2 separate regions of the Homo sapiens genome follow, and region 2 is linked to region 1. Evidence: chromatin loops called from intact Hi-C (ENCODE). Cell type or tissue: Caco-2. All regions are shown on one strand. Each heading gives the region's core, and the rest is flanking DNA. Links, peaks and the distances in the headings are about the cores only.

Region 1 (10,926 bases), core at 1,861-9,860:
ATTTTCAATAACTTGGTAAAAAGGTTGCACAGCTAATGAGTGGAGCCAGGGCTCAAACCCAGCAAGTCTGGCTCCTGAGTTAATACTATTCTGCTTTATTTTACATACTGTGAAAACTAGAAGACAATCAAAATTGACACTGTACAATTGTTACCAACGGGTCTTTGTTCTTAGAGCTCCCAAGATGGGGTGGGCTGCTCCCAAGATGGCGGCAAGCCTTTTGTTCTTTGATCTGGGGTTCTTGGCCTCATGGATTCCAAGGAATAGAACCTTGGCCCCTGCAGTGAGTGTTATAGCTCTATTAGAAGCCATGGGTCACGGAAGAGAACCATGGAACCCAGTGACCAGTGTTCAGCTCAATTAGGACGAACCCAGGCACTTAGCTACTCAGGACAATGGCGAACCTCTAGCCGGATCAGAAGTGGCAATGGGTGCCTTGCTGGAGCAGAAGCGCAGCGGACACCCTGCTGGATCTGGAGAGGTGAAAGTCAATGGCAGGTCTGGGGCAGCGGCGTTCAACAGTGGTGGACTCTGAGTGAAAGCTCAGTTCGAGCCGGAACAAACACTGACCAGAAGAGTGTGCAGTTGCAAGATTTAATAGAGTGAAAACAGAGCTCCCATACAATGGGAGGGGACCCAAAGGGGGTTGCCACTCCCTGATCGAATGTCTGGGTTTATATCCTGATCACTGTCCCTCCCCCTGTGCTCTCAGGTGATAGATGATTTGATTATTTCTTTACCTCCTGCTTTTAGCCTAATTGGTATTTTAATGAGCTTTCTTTTTACTACCTGATTGGTCAGATGTGAGCTGAGTTACAAGCCCTGTGATTAAAGGTGGGTGCAGTCACCTTCCCCAGCTAGGTTTAGGAATTCTTAGTCGGCCTAGGAAATCCAGCTAGTCCTATCTCTCACAATGACTGAAAACCCTTAGAGTATATCCTTTATTAAAGAAAGGCAGTTAACATCGATTTTAATTATGTTTTATAGCAAAATCGTAGGCAATCCTTCTTTCCCCAGCCCCGAGTTTCCACTCTGCTGCCCAACAAACCAAAGGGCAAGGTTCTGTCAGTTTTTGGTGGATCAGTGTAGCTGTGATGTTCAAACTGAGAGACTTGGGGGCCAGGAGGGGAGGGACAAGGTAGTATTGTTTTAATATCACGTACACATGCACCCTCATTTAAAAATCCCTGATCTAAATGCCCCAGTGTTCTTACTCTATAATGCTATGCAATGTTACCCATAAAAAAATTTTTAAGAAGACAGGTGATCTTTGGTGGCACTCTTAACTTTCTTTCAGACCTCTTCCCTAGTCATTCCTTGCCCTCTTAACATCACTCACTACTCAACTCCCTCCCCTCCACACTTGCTCTAGGTAAACTCTTACTTTGGGATCTTTTGCTCTCCTCAGTCTCTTTTGCTTTTCCTCAAGCCTCCTGCCCACCACCCCCCACCGCCCCAATATCTTTCAAAACCTTATCTGCCCTTTGTCTAGATTCCCCTTAGAAATCATTCATGATTAAAGTAGCAAATATCTTCTGTAAGGTATTTGCAATTAACAGTATTCCCACCTGTATTTCCATATTTAACAGTGGAAAGCTGAGGAAATCAAAACTTCAGAAGTTCCAGGCCCCAACAGTAAGTGATGAAAGAGAGTATGTGAGGCGTTCAAGTACCTCTATGATACAGTTTGGCTCTGTGTCCCACCCAAATCTCATGTGGAATTGTAATCCCCACTTGTTGAAGGAGGAGCCTTGTAGGAGGTTATTGGATTATGGGGGCTCAGATTTCCCCCATGCTGTTCTCCAGATAGTGAGCTCTCACCAGATCTGATGGTTTAAAAGTGTGTGCCACTTCCCCTTTCACTCACTGTGCCACCATGTGAAAAAAAGGTGCCTGCTTCCCCTTTGCCTTCTGGCATGATTGTCAGTTTCCTGAGGCCTCCCAGTCATGCTTCCTGATAAGCCTGTGGAACTGTGAGTCAATTAAACTTCTTTTCTTCATAAATTACCCAGTCTCAGGTAGTTCTTTATAGCAGTGTGAAAACGGACTAGTACGCTCTAAAATCACTTCTATCTACCAAAACCTGGATATTGTACCATATTGAGGTCATACTCTTCTGATTTTATTACCTGTATGGAACACTTAAGAATCTTACTAATCCTAATGACAGAACTCTGCTAGCAAAAAAAAAAAAAAAAAAAAATCGTAAGAATTTATGATAAAGACCCCAAAAGCAAATACGATAAAATTAAAAATGAGACTTAAAGATCTCTGCAAAACAAAAGAAATTATCAACAGATTTGAAAACAACCTACAGAATGGGAGAAAATATTTGTGCACTATGTGTCCAACAAAGGACTGAGATACACGATCTACAAGGAACTTAAGCAAATCAACAAGAAAAAAACAAAGGGCGGTCGCCGCTGTAACCGCTTCTACCCCGCCATGCAGGGCACGGCGACACACAGGCCCCTGCAGGAGGCAGCTGCCCACATGGGGAGCTGTGCCCACCTGAGCACGGCAGCCGCGCCTTCTGCCACCACAGACCCGACCGCCTAGGTTCCTTCGGGGCTGGGATTTGCTTTAAGATGTGCCCCAGCAGGAGGCTCTGTGGGGAGAGCCGCGGAAGCCGGTGAGGACGCTTGAGTGGAGCCCGTGCCCTCCGCAGCCGCAGACCCCACTCAGGGCGCGAGGCTGAAGCCACTGGGATTTGACGTTGGAGGTGCGCGCCCGCAAGGGTCATCTGAGGACCTTTCCCGCCCCTCAGGGCCAGCCCTGCTGCCACCTCCCCCGAAACCCCCCAGCCCCCCACGCCGCTTCCTCGTTCTCCATATCTAGGGCCTTATTCTCTCTCTGAGCAGACCCGGCAGCCTCCCTCCCATCTCCAGCTGCCTCCCGCCTCATCAGCACCCCGACTCCTCCCTCAGTGGGGGCACCAGGCTGGAGGGGAGGGATCCCCGTTCCCCGACCCCTCAGCGTGCCCCTGGATCCCCCGCAGTGGCCTAGGTGAGTGCGGCCCTTCAGCAGGATCAGCTCCGAAGTCGTCAGGGCCAGCAATGCCTGACTGTGCGCTTAGCCCTGGAAGAAGAAAACACTAACAGAAAGGAGAAGTGCCACAGCTTTTAGCCCAGATAAAGTCCTGCAAAAACTTTAACCCAGGGAAAGTCCTTCCACTAGCATCACACATGTGCAATTCTGTCATCATTTGTGTGCTCCAATAGGACTCTGCGGATTGACAGCCAGGTAGAACTCGGAAGAGGCCTGCACAGACAGGAGGAGCAGCTTTTCCTATTCAATGATCTGTTAGGTGTGGCCAAACTCAAATACAACATAACTGTAAGATACAAAATAAAATTAGATTAACTGGTATATGGACAGCAAGCTGTCTGGATGAAGTGGCAGAAGGCAACACCAATTCCATGAAATCCTTGGCTCTGGGCTGACTCACAGTGAACTTTGTGGCCACTTTCAGTTCTCCAGATCAGAAGGACAAATAGCTCTCTCTCCTTCAGAGATACATCAATCTAGAGAAAGAGAAGGACGACCCAAAGGGCATTTCCCTCAAAATCTCCACCAAGGACATTGAGAATTATGCCTATTCTAAAACTATAACAGTAATGGATTCACATACAGAAAATGAAGATATCAACATATCATTACCAATGCTAAGGATAGCTGGCCCTGAGAGAGGTTACAAGTTATGGGTCAATTCTGGCAAAGAAGAGGCTTCATGCCTACTCACGGGGCATGAAGATCTATATGGAATTAAAATGAGCCACCTTCGAGACACTGCACTGCTAACACCAGAACCAAAGGACTCTACCACCCTTTTCAACCAACAAGCACCCTTCTTCACAGACCAGCTCTTGGCCTGTGGAGGATGTGGCCAGCCCAGACTCAGGGCCTACAGTGACCTGTAGTCCCAGCTACTCAGGAGGCTGAGGAACGAGAATCGCTTGAACCCGGGAGGCGGGGTTTGCTGTGAGCCGAGATCACACCGCTGCATTCCAGCCCGGGCTGCAGAGCAAGACTCTGTCTCAAATAAATAAATAAATAAATAAATAAATATGTATTTTTTTGTACATGCAGAAACTAGAAGCTACTGCTAACTTTTAAAATTCTTTGGTTTTCAAGGCACTGATAATGTATGTGTATGAAGTCCATGCTGCCTGTTAAATAAAATGCCTTTTGCAGAATTAACCATCACACCAGAAAGAAAAAAAAAAAACTCCATTACAAAGTGGGCAAAGGACATGAACAGAACAAACACTTCTCAAAAGAAGACATACAAGCGGCCAGCAAAAATATGAAAAAATATTCAATATCACGAATCATAAGAGAGATGCAAGTCATAACCACAATGAGATACCATCTCACACCAGTCAGAATGGCTATTTTTAAAAAGTCAAAAAATAACAGATGTGGCTGAAGCTTTGGAAAAAAGGGACAGTTTATACACTGTTGGTGGGAACGCAAATGACTTCAGCTACTGTGGAAAGCAGTTTGGAGATTTCTTAAAGAACTAAAAATGGAATTACCTTGTGACCCAGCAAATCCTATTACTGGGTATATACCCATAGGAGAATAAATCTACTACCAAAAAGACATCTGCACTCATATGTTCATCACAGCACTATTCACAATAGCAAAGACATGGAATCAATCCAGGTGCTCATTAACAGTGGATTGAGTAAAGAAAATGTGGTACATACACACCATAGAATACTACACAACCATAAAAAAGAACAAATCATGTCCTTTGTAGCAACATAGATGCAACTAGAGTCTGTCATCCTGAGCAAATTTATACAGAAACAGAAAACCAAATATTGCGTGTTCTCACTTATAAGTGGGAGCTAAATATTGGGTACACATGGATTTAAAGATGGGAACAATAGATGCTGAGGACTCCAAAAGGTAAGAGAGGCAAGGATTGAAAAACTGTCTATGGGGTACTACGTTTGCTACTTGAATGATGGGATCATTAAAAGCCCAAACCTCTGCATCATGCAACGTTACCCATGTAGCAAATCTGCACATGTACCCCCTGAATCTAAAATAATAAAAAATTGCAGACTAAAGCACTATACCTCAAACGAACAGGTTTTGCTTGATTTGCTTTCATACCTAGATTCGGCAAATAACATGTAGAAATTTGTCTAAATCACCCAGGAGTCTTAGACAACCAACTTTCAAAATCTAAAATACGATAACTAGTGGATTTCTTGCCTTCATTTTGTATTAGGGTTTTCCCAAAGAATAAACTCAGAGGCAAGCCCTTCAGGGGAACGCTTGATGTGTTATGGTGAATCTGAAACTTTTGTCCTCTAAAGAGCCTTTTTTTTTTTTTTTTTTTTTAGAGACAAGGTCTCACTGTCACCCAGACTGTAGTGCAGTGGCACAATCACAGTTCACTGCAGCCTCGACCTCTCAGGCTCAAGCCATCCTCCCACCTCAGCCTCCCTAGTAGCTGGGACCACAGGTGCATAGCCCGATGCCTAGACAATTTTTTATATTTTTGTAAAGACAGGGTCTCGCTATGTTGCCCAGGCTGGTCTCAAACTCCTGGGCTCAAGTCATCCTCCCGCCCCTGCCTCCCAAAGTGCTAGGATTACAGGCATGAGCCACCATGCCCAGCCAGGAGGGCTTCTTTTAAAAGCGATAATAGCTACTTCAGAGAACAAGCCCCCACTACAAATTCATTTTCCAGATTCTATAAGCTTCCTGTTGAGTGGCAAGAACAAATATTTCAGGGAGAATTCTAAGGTATAGTATCAGTCGAATGTCTGTCAGTTTAAAATGGGGACTTACGGTCATTTAAAAGATAAACTAGCATGAGGATGGCTTGAGACCGGGGGAGCAGAGGTTGCAGTGAGCCGAGATCACGCCACTGCACTCCAGCCTGGGAGACAAAGTGAGGGTCCATCTCAAAAAATAAATTAAATAAATCAATAAAAAGTAAAAGATAAACTACTATGAGCAGAGTGTCTTTTTTTCTACCCTGCTTTCAGTACTTGCTAGGAGTAAGGTGATGAAGATCCCTTTCTTGCTCAGTTAATGTGACAGCAGTCATGCCTGCTGACATAACCGCGGAATGCCAAATGACCTATTCATTCATTTCATTCCTTGCACTAGAACATCAGAGCAGAGAATCCACAAATGCACCCACATATCCAAAGCTGATGGCATTTTGGCCTCTTTCTGCCCCCATTACTGTGAAAAGATTTCTCCAAGGGAACCTGAAAGTAATCTTTGTGGGTTGCAGCAAACGTACACACCCTTTTGGAATTTTATCAGGCAATCTTAGCACAGGGCAGCTCAAACAAAGCAGGGCCCCACAGCGTCAGTGGCCTTCACTTAAGCACTAGAGGAACACAATACCAGCCTGTAACCGTCTCCTTACAGGTGGGTGTTGGCTCATTTTAAGCAGATGGTGGATTTATGATTCTAATGTGCCGTATATTGCTCAATGGACAAATATTTGCACTGGACCAGAATAAATAAAAAAAAATTCTTCAGCTTAGCTTCCAAAGAATATCAGAAGTTTTAGGACACCTCAGCATTTGAACATTATAGGAAGTGAGTGAATAAGCCGCGACTCCTATCTTTCCTTTTTCTTCTGCTTCAAACCTGCCCTGAAAAATGAAAGAAAATGTTTGGAAGGCACAAGCATAGTGAGTTATATTCAGGAACTGCTATGTTTCTCCCATTGAGAGAACTCTTAAAAATGTACAGTATAAGCATATTTTAGCTCTAACAAAAAGATTCAAGTTAAATTTCCAACTGGAACCAGAAAATGGAGCCTATCTACTTTCCTTCCTCTAGTAATTTCTGTTGTTTCTTTCCATAGTATGACAGGGGTCATTTTTTTCCCCCAGGTGTGAATGTACTCATGAAGAAATCTGAGTAATGCTCAACAGGTTTAACAAAACATTAGTTTCACATTACACCTTTAGGGCAAGGGTATCTGCTCTGTCTCTTCTTTATGGGCTTTTTCTTTTTGTTTTTCATATACTTGTCGAAGAGCTGGATATTTTTATTTGATCTTGTTTCCCTGCAGAACTTGAAAGGGCTGCACCACTGCCGAGCTATGGGACAGATGGATTTCAACAGAGTGATGACATTATGGGAAGCACATTAACCTTCTCCAAAGCAGCAACAAAAGAAAAGCAAGATTCAATCACTGGAATGAAAAACTATTTCACAAATTCAGTGAATGTTTTAAGTCCTCTAAAATTTGGCATTTTGACTTTTGGAATTAATGAGTAGGAAAATTTATTTAAAATGAATATTCCCCCAAAAAGAGAAGCCATTTGAACCCTAAACTCTCTCATCCAACAGAGCTAGCAAATTAGATTTAAGAAGAAAGATAATTTGATTCCTCTGAGTTTCTCTACAAGGAAACATCAATCAGAGTGAAAGAAGAATACACACTTTCCAAGGAACTTCTTGCATTTCCCTCCAGGAGGAAAGTCCAGAGAAATAATTGGGTCTTTTAATCCTCCGAGAATGGTCTCCAATGGCTGGCACTAGGACCAAAAATCTCAGCAACCACGGGGAGATGGCAGTGTGGTAAGACATGGGGGAAGGTGGAATAAAAGAGAAACAAAAGAGATGGGTATCTGCAAGAGATGTGGGAAAAATATTAGGGACAAACAGACACACACGTGTATACACACACATTCATTGTTCCCCTCTCCCCTCTCTCTTCTACAAATTTGAGAGAATTAAAGGAGAAAAGGAAAGACACTTAAGAGAAATGAGGCTATGAACTATGGCATAGATCTCCATTAATGTTCTTTGAGAACTGCAAGTAAATATGGGAATATTTTCAATTCTTTTTATTGGATAGAGCCTTATAGTGCCTGAGAGTTAGTTGAATTAGAATCATTACTTTGGTAAAATGTTCTGCTTACTTTATTTATTTATTTATTTATTTATTTATTTATTTATTTTTCTCTGAAATATATGGACATATAAATGACATTCTGCTTAATTATGATTCATCATTCATGAAATATTATCTTCAAAGCATAGATATTAGAACATATCTGTCTTAAATATAAAACATGATTAAATTATTCTTTGATTATATACATATCTTTCACTCCCTACTCAAACTCTCATCAGGATTCCACAGTGTTAATACCCCTCTTGAAACAATTCCTCTTTTTGTTACTGTAACTCTCCATCCTCCATTTCCCAACTGCCTTTCTGGCCAATTTTCCCTAATCTCGTCCCAAGCTCTTCTAGTCAACCTCCAAACTTTGAAGTGCATGAGCTCTATCCCAGGCTCTCCTTAACTCTTTATCTACAATCTCTCCATGGATTACTTCATCTCATTTCATTTATTTAAAACCCAATTACATGTTGATGTCTCGCAAACCATATCTTCAGCCTTGATTTCTCCACTGAGTCACACACTCATATATAAAACTATATAATTGGCATATCCTCATCAAAGAAAAACAGTTCTTTTACACTTTAACATATCGGGAACTGAAATCCTTGTTTTCCACCCATGCCCAAACCAGCTACTCCCATTTCAGTAAATGGCATCATCTTAATTTTTTAAACCAAAACCTTCCTACAGTTTTGGGGAGGTCATCCATGATTATTTGTATTCCTCGTTTCCTAAAAACAACCCTTTAACAAGTCCTGTTGGTGCTAGTGCCAAAATATATTTTTTTCTATATGTGTTTTTCTCTATTTGCAATGTCACTAGCCTAGGTTTAATCACTACTCCCTTACATACATTACTACAATGACATCTTACCCTTTCTCCATGCTCTGGTTTTTCCCTTTGTGAGTCAATAGATACCTTTATTATTTAAACTAGAATAAACTTTTTAAAAATGGCACAAGGGCAATGCCATTCCCTGGCATAAAACCATTACTTTTCAATGGACTGTGACTCTACAGGCCAAAACAAGGAAATCCAAATCAAGTTGGCTTAAACAATGAAGGACATTTATTAACTTATATTTTAAAAATCCAGAGCTCAAAATTGTCATCAAAGTCCCGTTTTCTACTTTCTTCTACCATCCACAATGTTGAATTTCTCCCAATGACAGCTCATAAGATGTCTACAAAATGCAATCAGGACAACAAGTTGTTTTCATGTCCAAAAGGAAGGAGAAAGGGTCCTCTAGTTTTCCCTGGAAACAATGTCTTGACCATGGAGTTGAAATACGCTGATAGGCCCAAGCCAACCAGGACCCAATCATGGAAATGGAGAGCAGTCAGCTTCCTCTTGAAGTACATGACCAATGCATAAAGGAAGGTAAAACTCAAAAAGTAGGGAACATCAAATAGAGGAAAACGGAGGTTAAGGAGGCAACTAACAATATCAATGATTCCTAGCAGGTCAAATGCTTATGATCCATTTCTGTTTCCCTGCTCTTCTCTCCATCAGTTGAGTATCAATCTCTCTCTTGCTTACTTGGGATGTCAGGGACACCGGCTGCTTACTTTGTTCTATCACGCTGAGAATCTCTTTCCTACCTCAGATTATTTGCACTTGCTGCTCCTGCCTGAAACACTTTTTCCCAGGCAGCTCTTCAAACGACTAGTTCCTTTTGTTCTCTCATCTAAACTCAGAACACTGCCTCTTTGGCTTTAGTAAACCCTGGCAGTTGTACACACCAACCATCTAACCAGGTAGTCTTAGAAAGCACTACATCTCTTTGGGATTGTATCGCATGCAATATAATTACTTAAAAAGTCATTCTACCTTTAATTACTACAATTTATACATTACGAACTGAAATAGATGCTTCATTTAATCTAAAAACAGTTACTTGCTGTTTTTCCCTTCGAAACAAAAGGAAATTCTCAGAGGAGTATAGAACCAATCTCTTGAAACCTTTCTTCCTCAGCGGACCAGAAAGTCAGTTGTAAGAGCAACAGCCTGACTAAAAGAAAGAATGTAAACCAAAAGATGTGGAGCTATTGAGTCAGGGATTATGGCTACAATGGCCCCAGTAGATCAACCATTTACTACCTGGTTGGTCACTACAATGCTTTCCTTTTATAAGCACTACCTAAAAGAATCCCAACTCTTATTACAATGTGATCATTCTTTTAATGAATATCAGGACCTTGAACTGGCCCGATCCAGCACATGAAAATCACTAAACACATGAAAATCACTAAGTTAAACCTGTAGGAACATGACTGAACTCTGAAAATTGGATACGGTGGATGAAAACAAGAATCAGCAATGTTTAGCACTTTCACCACTACCAATGATGAAAAAAACTGTAAGTTGATACGAAAGCTTGCAAGGTACTCTGATATTTTGGAAAAAGCTAAATATAAGATAATCAATTTAGGAAAAAATATTACAAGAAAAATGTCAGAATAAAATGAGGTACCAGAGAACTTTGATGCAGGAGCTGCCTTTATGTACGGAAGAATAGACTAATTGGCAACACCAGCAGTTCCCCAAGTAAATTGGGCTGGGTTTGGGCTGTATCCCTGTGAAACCTAATTCTAGCAGTGACTTTGTTAAATATTGATTCCCAAGTGTCTGTATGTGAAGACAATTACCCGAGGGAAATGGGCTTTCATACATATACTTTCGAGGTAACAATGGATGCTAACACTGGCCTTATTTTAGAGCCTGCTAGATCTCTGACACTCTTTCACTATTCAGTTTAACATTGCAGCAATGACTTAGGAGGGTTCTTGAATTATTTGTCCTGTCCTTATCTATGCATGCCATTGTTGCAACAATAGTATATGTCAGATAGGTTAAAAATGTATAATATATGCATTTTACCAAAATAAGACAGCATCTATTGTAAGAAGGATCATTATTTTATATATAACACCAAAAATGACTTAAATTCGATGATGAAACATGACCAATTGTAAAAGGCATTCTCATTTCAGAGTTGGCAAAATGTTGAAAAAAATGTGCAT
Region 2 (10,926 bases), core at 1,291-9,290, 130 kb after region 1:
TCTCGGCTCACTGCAGTCTCCTGCCTCAGCCTCCAGAGCAGCTGGGATTACAAATACAAGCCACCACACCCAGCCAATTTTTTATATTTTTGGTAGAGATGGGGTTTCACCATATTGGCCAGGCTGGTCTCAAACTCCCGACCTCAAGTGATCTGCCCGCCTGGGCCTCCCAAAGTGCTGGGATTACAGGCATGAGCCACCACACCAGGTCCTGGTTATTTTTTTTATTTTTTATACAGACAGGGTCTCACTATGTTGCCCAGGCTGGTCTTGAATTCCTGGGCTCAAGTGATCCACTTGCCTCAGCCTCCCAAAGTGTGGAATTACAGGTGAACCACTGCGCCCCGCCTATTACCTGAGTTTTTAAAAACAAAAATATAATTTGAGTTATCTACTTCATATTTCTTAGAACACGGGCCTTTGCTTTTTTAAATCTTTTCCCCTCAAACAGTATTATGCAGTGTTCTTAGGCTAACTGCTGAGTTGCGAACAGGAGAAAGGGGCCATTGGAGCAGGCACTTCATTATGTCAGCACCAATCGACATACAATTCCTTTTTGTATCTCTCTTACTCTTCACACCGCATTTTCCCCTTTCTTCTTCATTTTTCCATTGTGAGAACATGTCAGAAGGAAGAACAGCCCTCAGGACAAAAATGAGATTCAATTAAGAGACTCTGATATTCAAAATGGCACATACATTTCATCTGGGAGGCAGGCTGTTGGCTATAACTAACTTTCATGAGTTACTTTTGGGAAGCCGACACTAGCTGGGTGCTATTTGTTTTTTTCCTGAGTGCACACATTTTTAGCATATTTTGCAGTCCAATTTTCAAAGGCATCTACTGTATTGCTTCAGTTACAAATCTTTCACTGTTAGAATCATTCTTTACTTTCAGAATGATTTTAAGAACTAGAATATTTTCCCTATATCTAACATAATGCACGAATCATAACAGATTCTGGGGAGTTAATTTGTTTGCTTCCAACTTTGTTGGCCATTGTATATAGAAAATAACTTTTTTTTAATACAAGGGGGGAAATATCAGTGGCTTTTTTGAATTTCATTGATTGTTAAAAAATTGTGATTTGTGGAATTAGAAAATCTTTCAATCTCTCTGGTTTTTTTTCTTTTCTTTTTCTTTTTTTTTTTTTGAGATAGGGTCTCTTTCTTCACCCAGGTTGGAGTGCAGTAGCACAATCATAGCTCATTGTAACCTCAAACTCCTGGACTCAAGTGATCCTCCTGCCTCAGCCTCCTAAGTAGCTAGAACTACAGGCACACACCCCCACATCCAGCTAATTTTTTTATTTTTGTAGAAACAAGTCTCACTATGTTGCCCAGGCTGGTCTCAAACTCCTGCATTCAAGCAATCCTCCCTCCTTGGCCTCCCAAAGTGCTGGGATTACAGGCATGAGCCACCATGCCCGGTCTAATCTTACTCTTATAATCGTTTTTTAGGGTGTCTTGAGAGTGTTGATTCAAAGAGGTCAGAAGGCAGTTCTGGATCATCTCTAAGTCTCAGGTCTTATTTATGGAACTGTGGAATAGTTCTTAGAAAGACTCAGAGAAATACTAGAGGTCATCGTGTCTAACCTCTACATTGCAAGAGAAGGAACTCAAGACAAGAGGAGATAAGAATGAACAACAGAGAAGCTGTGATCTTTTGACTCCCAACCTGATGGACTTGTCTCAAAATTATGCTACTTCAGACTTTGAGCATCAACAAACATGGTTCCCCGCAAACTATTATAAGAATAAAGAGGTTGTAATATCTATTTTAGAGATTTTTCTGGACGGTTTAGGGAAACATAATTTTGATCTGAAGAAAACTTGAATTCATAATATTTTCAGCACTTAAATATAATCTTGTTATCCCCATGTAATGGTGTATAAGTCTGTTCTCACAATGCTATGAAGAAATACCCACAACTGGGTAATTTACAAAGGGAAGAGGCTTAATTGACTCACAGTTCAGCGTTGCTGAGGAGGCCTCAGGAAACTTAGAATCGTGGCAGAAGGCAAAGGAGAAGCAGGCACCTTCCTTACAGGGAGGCAGGATGGAGTGAGTGCAAGCAGGGGAAATGCCAGATGCTTATAAAACTCTCAGATCTTGTGAGACTCACTCATTATCATGAGAACAGCAAGGGGGAAACCGCCCCCGTGATCCAATCACCTCCCACCTGGTCCCACCCTTGACATGTGGAAATTATTACAATTCAAGGAGAGATTTAAGTGGGGACACAGAGTCAAACCATATCAAATGGAATAACCACATAATGGTTAAGAACATGGCTTCTGAAATAAGATTGCATTGGATCCATTTTTATTATCTGTACAACTTGGGTGTGTTCGTTAACTTTTTTATCTTTGTAATATGTGAAAATATAATCAATCACATTGATCTCAAAAAAATTATTTGTGAAGATCAAATAAATAAGGCATACACCATGTTGAACATCATTGCTAGAAATAAAGTCACTCAAATATAAACTATTAATTTTATTGTTGTTAATAAATATAGAAAGACATTAATTTTGCCATCAAGTAAGAATAGCTCTTTAGAGAGATATGTCAGAGAAAATAAGTTTTCTTTTCTTTGTTGCTGTTCATCTACTCTCACCCCTGATGAAATGAATTAAAAAGGAAGCTAATCTGAACTGAAAGTAAACTACAGAATTAATAGACCAATAGTTACCAATTTTTTGAAAGGACAATCACTAAAGATACTCACATAGATAGACACACACAACATAATAAGGATCAGTGTTCTCATGCATTAAAATATACTATTCCTAGTCTCCAAGTCTCATTGGCCATAATTAAGATCTGTATGCAACAAAATGTGGAACTTATTTTATTTTTTTAAAACTAGTCAAGTGAGGTGGTGCACGGTGGCTCACACCTGTAATGCCAACACTTTGGGAGGCTGAGGTGCGTGGATCCCTTGAGGTCAGGAGTTCAACACCAGCCCGGCCAACATGGCAAAACCACATCTCTAAAAATACAAAAATTAGCCAGGCATGGTGGTGCACGTCTGTAATTCTAGCTCCTCAGGAGGCCGAGGCAGGAGAATCCCTTCAACCCAGGAGGCGGAGGTTGCAATGAGCCGAGATCACGCCACTGCACTCCAGCCTGGGCAACAGAGAGAGACCACGTCTCAAAAAAAGAAAAAAAAGAGACAGACTCTGATATTCAAAATGGCACATACATTTCACGTGGGAAGCGGGCTGTTGGCTATAACTAACTTCCATGAATTACTTTTGGCAAGCCGGCAAGCCCTCACTACCTGGATGCTAGTGGCTCTGTCTCAAAAAAAAAAAAAAGGAAAAAAGAATTTTTTTTTTAAAAGACTAGTCAAGTGCAGTAGTGAGAAAGGGAAAAAAATATACGGAATTTAAAAAGAGAAAAATGGAAATCTTGTCATTGCTGAGCTTTTCCTACCTACCTCTTCTCATTGTCCTTTTACTGAGCACTAGAATTTAACCTTAAATGAAAACGATCTGTGAGTATACATTTGATTCTAATGTAGAGAAATGTGAAAAATCCATTTCTTTTGCCAAATTTAATTATGCACTAAAAGAAATATTTTAGTAGTATTTTTATGAGATCGTTAGAAATTTGAAATTTTCATAAGAAATAAATTAATTAATTAATAAGAATTTTTAAAAAACAAAAAAGCATTTTAGTAATCTGCCCTGATTTCTTTCTAAGGATATTGTTTGTTTAAATTTTTACTAAAAGTCGAATAGGAGGAGGGGATCGTAAAACTCCCTCTGTCTATACTAAGCCGTGTGTCTGTCCACATTTTACTTATACCTCATCCTTATTTCCAGGGAAGAGAAGCTGCTGATCTCACCATTGTATTTAAAGCCATGGATGAGGAAATAGTTGCTCATGAGGTAGAAACACTGTATGTGTCAGAAAGTGAATATCTCAGTATTGAACCTCTTCCTGCCTCCATGCTGTAAGGACAGATAGCAGGGCCTGCCCTCTGGCCAGCAATTTCTCTTCTTCTTTTTCCATGTGGCTTGTCAGGTAAATAGTATCAGGGTCTCTCTGGGAGCCTGCTAATCTCTTTCTGTCTAAAGATACCTCTAAATATGCTACAACCAAGATATAGACAGATGTGGGGAGGTAAAGGGAAGGAGTAGGCTCAGAGTATCCTCTTGATTTTACCCACACCCCGAAAAAGATATTGCAATATATAGGACATGGTGATATTATTTCTATTTACTCTTGATTCTTGTGTGTATAGTTCTCTTGGGACCCTCATAGGGAGTGAGAGTGGGGAGGAGCAGCAGAGTAATTTATCAGGGGAGGATTTCAGCAGTATTGGGACTTTTGCCATAACAAACAAATCTTATTTTACTTCCTACTAGGCTATACATTCTCCATTTCCAGTAGGTTTGTAACTCAGTTTTTTTTGGTTATTCTATGATTAGTCCTATTTAGTACTTAATGTTCTTAAATATGTAAATATGTGATGGTTTGCTTTGTGTGTCAACTTGGCTAAGGTGTTTCGTAGATGTGGTTAAGATCTACAATAAGGTGACTTTAAGTAAAGGAGATTATCCTCATAATCTGGGTAGGACTTATCCAATCAGTTGAAAGGTTTTAAGAACAAAAATTAGGTTTTTCTGGTTTCCCAAGTCTTCACAGGAAGAAATTCCACCTGTGAACTGCAATCTTAGCTCTTGCCCAAGATTTCTAGCCTGCGTTTTCTGTGGACTTTAAACTTGCCTAGTCACCCCTACAACACATAAACCAATTCTTTGCAATAAATCTCTCTCTCTCTCATACACAGACACAGACACTTATATACATGTACGTGCATCTGCAAATCTGTGTGTGTGTGTGTGTGTGTGTGTGTGTGTGTGTGTGTGTATCCTGCATTCTACTGGTTCTGTTTCTCTGGTAGAATACTAATATAGATTTTAGTATCCTTATATATAGATATTACACTACAGTAAATAATTGAGACATTGAGTAAGCTCTGGAAAGTAATGAAACCCATAATCTGTTTCTAAAATGGTTTATTACCATTATCTCTAAGTGCTTTGAACAAGTTGCTAATGGAGGTGATTCAAAAACTGTCAGGGAATATGGCAAGATTTGTAATTTTGTGTTTTTCCAATCAACTAGAGCATAAAAAGGTATAGTATGGTTTGAAGGTGCTACAAGCCCACAAAACAATCAGAGCCCTGACAGCTGCCGTGCCTCTGACCCCCTGCTCAGATGGTGTGATACTGATGCTCATTCACTGTGTGATATTAATTTTGTGATGTGATAAGCTATGACCTAAAGAAAGTATTCCTTTCCCACATCAACATAAATTCCCAGTTCCTAAGTTTTAATCAAGATTTTTATCCTATAGGACCTAATCAGTACGTAGGTACATAGACATAGATAGACAGATAGATAGATAGATAGATAGATAGATAGATAGATAGATAGATAGATAGACAGATAGATAGAAAGATACATACATACATACATACGTACATACATACATAGTATAGAGAGATAGCTTTTAGCCTGGGGGTAGTTCTAGAACAATGATTTGAAAGCTGCTTGACTTCTCATCAGGAAAAAATGGAGCCATAAGACAGTGGAACAAGATCTTTAAAGTGCTGAAAGATAAAAACTGCAAACCCAGAAGAACACTGTGTCCAATAAAAATATTCTTTAAAAATTAAAGCAAAATAAAGATATTTTCATATAAAAGTAAACAAGATCATTTTTCAGCAGATTTACACTACTAGAAATTCTAAAAGTAGGGTTTTGTTTTTGTTTTATAATTAATTTGTACAATCATTATATGTATATGTAAAAAAAGAAATGATACCAGATGGAAACTCAGATCTTTAGAAAGAGGAACACTAGATACAGTAAATAAATGGATAAATATAAACATATTTTTCTTTTTCTATTTTGTTTTTAAATTTATTTTTAGTTTTTCTAAGTTTCAGGGTCCATTGCAGGATGTGCAGGTTCTAACACGGGTAAACGTGTGTGCCATGGTGGTTTGCTGCACAGATCAACCCATCATCTAGGTCTTAAGCCCAGCATTTATTAGCTATTTTTCCTGATCCAATCCCTCCCCCCACCCCAACAAGCCCCAGTGAAAAACACATTTTTCTTAATTAAAAATGAATAGAACTGTTTAAAACAAAAATTTATAACATTGTATTTTGGAGTCCATAATGTTTACAGATGTAATATATATGACAACTATTATATAAATGATTGAGGAGAGGGTAAATAGACCTGTACAATTACAAGGTATATTTTATGCAACAGGTTACAATAGTAACTCTCACTAGACTGAAAATTGAAGATTGTACAGTGAAATCCCTAGGGCAACCACTACAAAGATAACATAAAGAGGTGTAGCTAAAAGGCAATAGATAAATTAAAATGGAATTCTAAAAAATATTCAATTAATCCAAAAAGAAGGCAGGGAAAGAGGAACAGAGGAGTACAACCAGAAGGAACAAGCAGGAGAAAACTAAAATTATAGACTTAAAGCAACCATATTAATAATGAGCCAAACATACCATTTAGAAGGCTGAAATTATCATAATAATTTTTTTTTAAAGCAAGACTTGGCCCAGTGCAGTGGATCACGCCTGTAATCTCAGCACGTTGGGAAGCTAAGGCAGGATTGCTTGAGTCCAGGAGTTTGAGACCAACCTGGGTAACTAGGGAGACCCTGTCTCTACAAAAAATATACAAATTAGCCAGGCATGGTGAGATGCGCCTGTAGTCCCAGCTACTTGGAGGACTGAGGTGGAAAGATCACTTAAGCCCAGAAGGTCCAGGCTGTAGCTAGTCATGATCACATCACTGCACTCCAGCGTGGGCAACAGAGTGAGACTCTGCCTCAAAAAAAAAAAAAAAAAAAAAAAAAAGAATGCAAGACTTAGTAATGTGCTCTGTGCAGAAGAGTCATACTTTAAATGTAATGACACAGATAGGTTGAATGGAAATGAATGAAAAAGATATGTCATGCAAACAATATGCCTGAAAGGGTGGAGTGGCCATCCCAATGTCAGATAAAGTAGACAAGAGGCCAGGCACGGTGGCTCACGCCTGTAATCCCAGCACTTTGGGAGGACGAGGCGGGAGGATCGCCTGAGGTCAGGAGTTCGAGACCAGCCTGACCAACATGGCAAAACCCCTTCTCTACTAAAAATAGAAAATTAGCTTGGCGTGGTGGTGCACACCTGTAATCCCAGCTACTCAGGAGGCTGAGGCAGGAGAATTGCTTGAACCTGGGAAGCAGAGGTTGCAGTGAGCCGAGTTTATGTCACTGCACTCCAGCCTGGGCGACAGAGCAAGACTCCATTTCAAAAAAAAAAGAAAGTTAAACTGAAGACTGTTAAAGTTGTTTATAAAAATCAGATATCTGTGGATTAAAAAGTAGACAAGACAAAGATTATTACCAGGTAAAGCGGGACATTTCGTTGGACAACTCATGAGAAAGACATAACAATCATAAATCCGTATGCATCTAATAACAGAGCTTCCAGATATATAAAGCAAAATTGGCCAAATTAAACAGAGAAATGTACAGTTTACAGTCATAATCTGAGATTTTAATACCCCTTTCTCAGTAACTGATACAATTACCAGGCAAACAAAAACAAAACAAAAACATTAAAGATGCAGAACTTCTGAACAACACTATCAACCACCAAGACCTCATCCATATTTGTAGAACACTCCACCCAACAACTGTAGAATACACATTGTTTTCAAGTGCAAATGGCATATTCACCAAGATAGACCATATGCTGGGCTATAAAACAAGTCTCAATAAATTTAAAAGCTTTGGAATCTTACCATTTATGTTCTCTTACCACAATGAAATTAAACTAGAAAGTAATTAAAACCACATATTTTAAAACTCAAATATATGAAAATTATACAATGCACTCGTAAATAATTCATTGGCCATTGTCATTGCTCAAAATATTTCAAAGCCATTTAGCAGGTACAAGTTATGACGTGAAACAGGTTGTGATTTGAACAAAACGCTAGAGGCCAAAGTGAACAGTTTTTCTAAAATCCATGAAAAAACTTTAAGGTTGGTCCAAAGCAAGATACATGATCAAATATCTCATCTGCTATTTTATCCTCAGCATCAGAATTTTAAAATCCTTTGTTGCAAGCTAGTTAGCCTGGTACTCTCCTATCTAGGCTGCTAGAAGCATATACACAGAAAATTCATCTTTCCCTACTCTGTAGCACCTGTGTTACTCTCTATTCTCTGAAAGTTTTAGATATGTTGTAAATAGTCATCTCTTAGATTTCCTTGTATTTAGAAAAGTTGTTTTTTGGTACTACAACAAAAATTGTTGTTTGGTTGTAATTGTTGGTGAGCACACTGGAAAAAAGAAAAAAAAAACAAATACATTTTCACTTTATTGCTCACTAAGATAAAAAAATCAAGAAAGACCAGTTTTAGGACTATACTTTTCACTGTGTTCCCACACACTTGGGAATGAGTTCAGATTAGCTGTCATACGGCTATAGGGCACTAACATCTTCTATCCTCTTACATCAGGTAAAACCCACTGAAGGATGCCAGGACATCTTTCTCCAGAGATATTTGCCAGTTTTAATCAGCTTTCAGGAAAAATGAAATCTACCATCTCACTAATCCCTTATCCTGTGCCAAAGCCTGGTCCTGCCTCAGTTCTTGTCTGCTTGCCCTTATGTCCCCTTGGGAATGTGTTCCAAGATGTTTTGACACCTGAAGTTTGGGTTAGGTCAGTGTTCCTAAGCCCAAGCTTGCATCCAAATCACCAGGAGGGCTTGTCAAAATAGATTGCTCAGTCCACCCCCAGAGTTTCTGATTTTGCATGTCTTGGGGGGATCCTGACAGTCTTCATGTCCAGCTAGCCCCCAGGGAATATCAATGCTGCCAGTCTGGAGACTACACTCAGAAAACCATGAGGATTTCCTGCTAAAAAGAAAAGATAATGCTACGAAAAGGTCTAAGATTCCTCAAAGGATTTAGTTGGTTGTAAAACATCAAGGACTGCTTCTTCCCTGGGGACTAAAAAATAATAATAATAAAAAAATCAAGACTATTTGAATTGAGACATTTCCCACTCTCCTGTGCCTCTTAAAATACTTTAAAAGTGTTTTATTTTATTTCATTTTATTTTTTTATTTTGAGACAGAGTCTGGCTCTATCACCCAGAGTGGAGTACAATGGCTCTATCTTGGCTCACTGCAACTTCTGCCTTCCGGGTTCAGGCTATTCTCCTGCCTCAGCCTCCCAAGTAGCTGGGACCACAGGTGTGAGCCACCACACTGGCTAATTTTTGTATTTTTAGTAGAGACGGGGTTTCACCATGTTGGCCAGGCTGGTCTCAAACTCCTGATCTCAGGGGATCCACCCACCTCGGCTTCCCAAAGTGCTGGGATTATAGGCGTGAGCCACTGTGCCCAGCTGAAAAGTATTTTTAAAAATACAAAATAAAAATACTTGAAAATACTTAAAAAGTAAAAAAAAACTTTAGGATTTTATGGGAAAAAACCCTCAGAAGCAGAAAGTCAAATATCACATGTTTTCACTTTCACAAGTGAGAGCTAAACAATGGGCACACAGGGACATAGAGTAGAAGAATAGACACTGGAGACTACGAAAGGCAGGGGTGGGACTGAGGGGTGAGAAATTGCCTGTCGGGTACAATGTATGCTATTTGGGTAGTGAGTACACTAAAAGCCCAGACTTCACCACTGTACAATCTATGCACCTAAGAAATCTGCACTTGTACTCCCTAAATATATAAAAATTTGTAACAACTTTTAAAAAAGAATAATTGGCATTGTTACAGAGCCTGGTTAGACAATCCTCACAGTAAAGTTCTTTTTGCTTCCTTTGAAAACAAATAATAAGAGAAAGTGTCAGGAGTATTTTATAAATAAATTATGGGCCCACAGTGTATTGGCTCTGTTCCAGGGAATGACACAATCAATAATGATGTGTCGTTGTTTAGTGCATTAATCCAAATTCTCATGAAGTAGCAGTCAGGCTGTGGCTCCAATGCTGAACTTGTTAAAGAAGGTATAGGAAAAATTTAGGATGAATTTTTGATCAACTCTTTAAAAAGGATTTCTTTTTTTTTTTTTTTTTTTTTTTTTTTTGAGGCGGAGTCTTACTCTGTCACCCAGGCTGGAGTGCAGTGGCGCAATCTCGGCTCACTGCAAGCTCTGCCTCCCAGGTTCACACTATTCTCCTGCCTCAGCCTGTCGAGTAGCTGGGACCACGGGCAACCGCCACCACACCCGGCTAATTTTTTGTATTTTTAAGAGAGACAGAGTTTCATCATGTTAGCCAGGCTGGTCTCGATATCCTGACCTTGTGATCCGCCCGCCTCAGCCTCCCAAAGTGCTGGGATTACAGGCGTGAGCCACCACCTTTGGCCTAAAAAGGTATTCTTCTTAACGCACATTCACTCACTTAGACATTCGAACTTTACGGGACACCAACTTCCTGCCAAGCTATGTGCTACGCTATATGGCAATTGCAGATACAGAGTTGAACAAAATACAATCTGTCTCCTTAACTGAAGACATAACGGACTTCAGAAAGTCAGCACAGAAATGGAGCTTAGTAACCATTCGGCCCCGCAGTTCTCCAAGTGTGGTTCTGACACAGAATAGTGTCATCCGGGAACTTGTTAGAAATGCAAATCCTTAGACCCCAGCCCTACTGAGTCAGACACAGGCTGGCAGGGGTGCAATCAACTGTAACAAACCCTTGGGTGATCCTGATGCATGCTGAAGTTTGAGGATCAGCAAGGTAGCCCAGTCATATTTTACTTTCCTTAGGTCACAGACCACTGACTATCTGATGAAAACAGAGTTTTGCAGATTACTTTGGGTGGCTCACACTATTGGTTCAAGG

The links. Peaks named below come from ENCODE experiments on the same cell type or tissue, not always from the same donor. Only the 100,000 strongest peaks of a DNase experiment are listed, where the experiment ranks them.
Region 2: it touches region 1 in a loop (7-fold over the local background); 1 of 110 quality-filtered maps calls a loop at or near these places.

The regions. Positions count from the first base shown.
Region 1 is chr7:16,842,952-16,853,877 of GRCh38, reverse strand. It overlaps the pseudogene LOC100287613. Among named protein-coding and RNA genes, the nearest start is that of AGR3, 34 kb to the left of the region's middle. In Caco-2, for the core only: no CTCF peak of the experiment used is centred there; DNase peaks (open chromatin) are centred at 6,347 and 7,077.
Region 2 is chr7:16,712,938-16,723,863 of GRCh38, reverse strand. No RefSeq gene overlaps it. Among named protein-coding and RNA genes, the nearest start is that of TSPAN13, 35 kb to the left of the region's middle. In Caco-2, for the core only: no CTCF peak of the experiment used is centred there; a DNase peak (open chromatin) is centred at 4,723.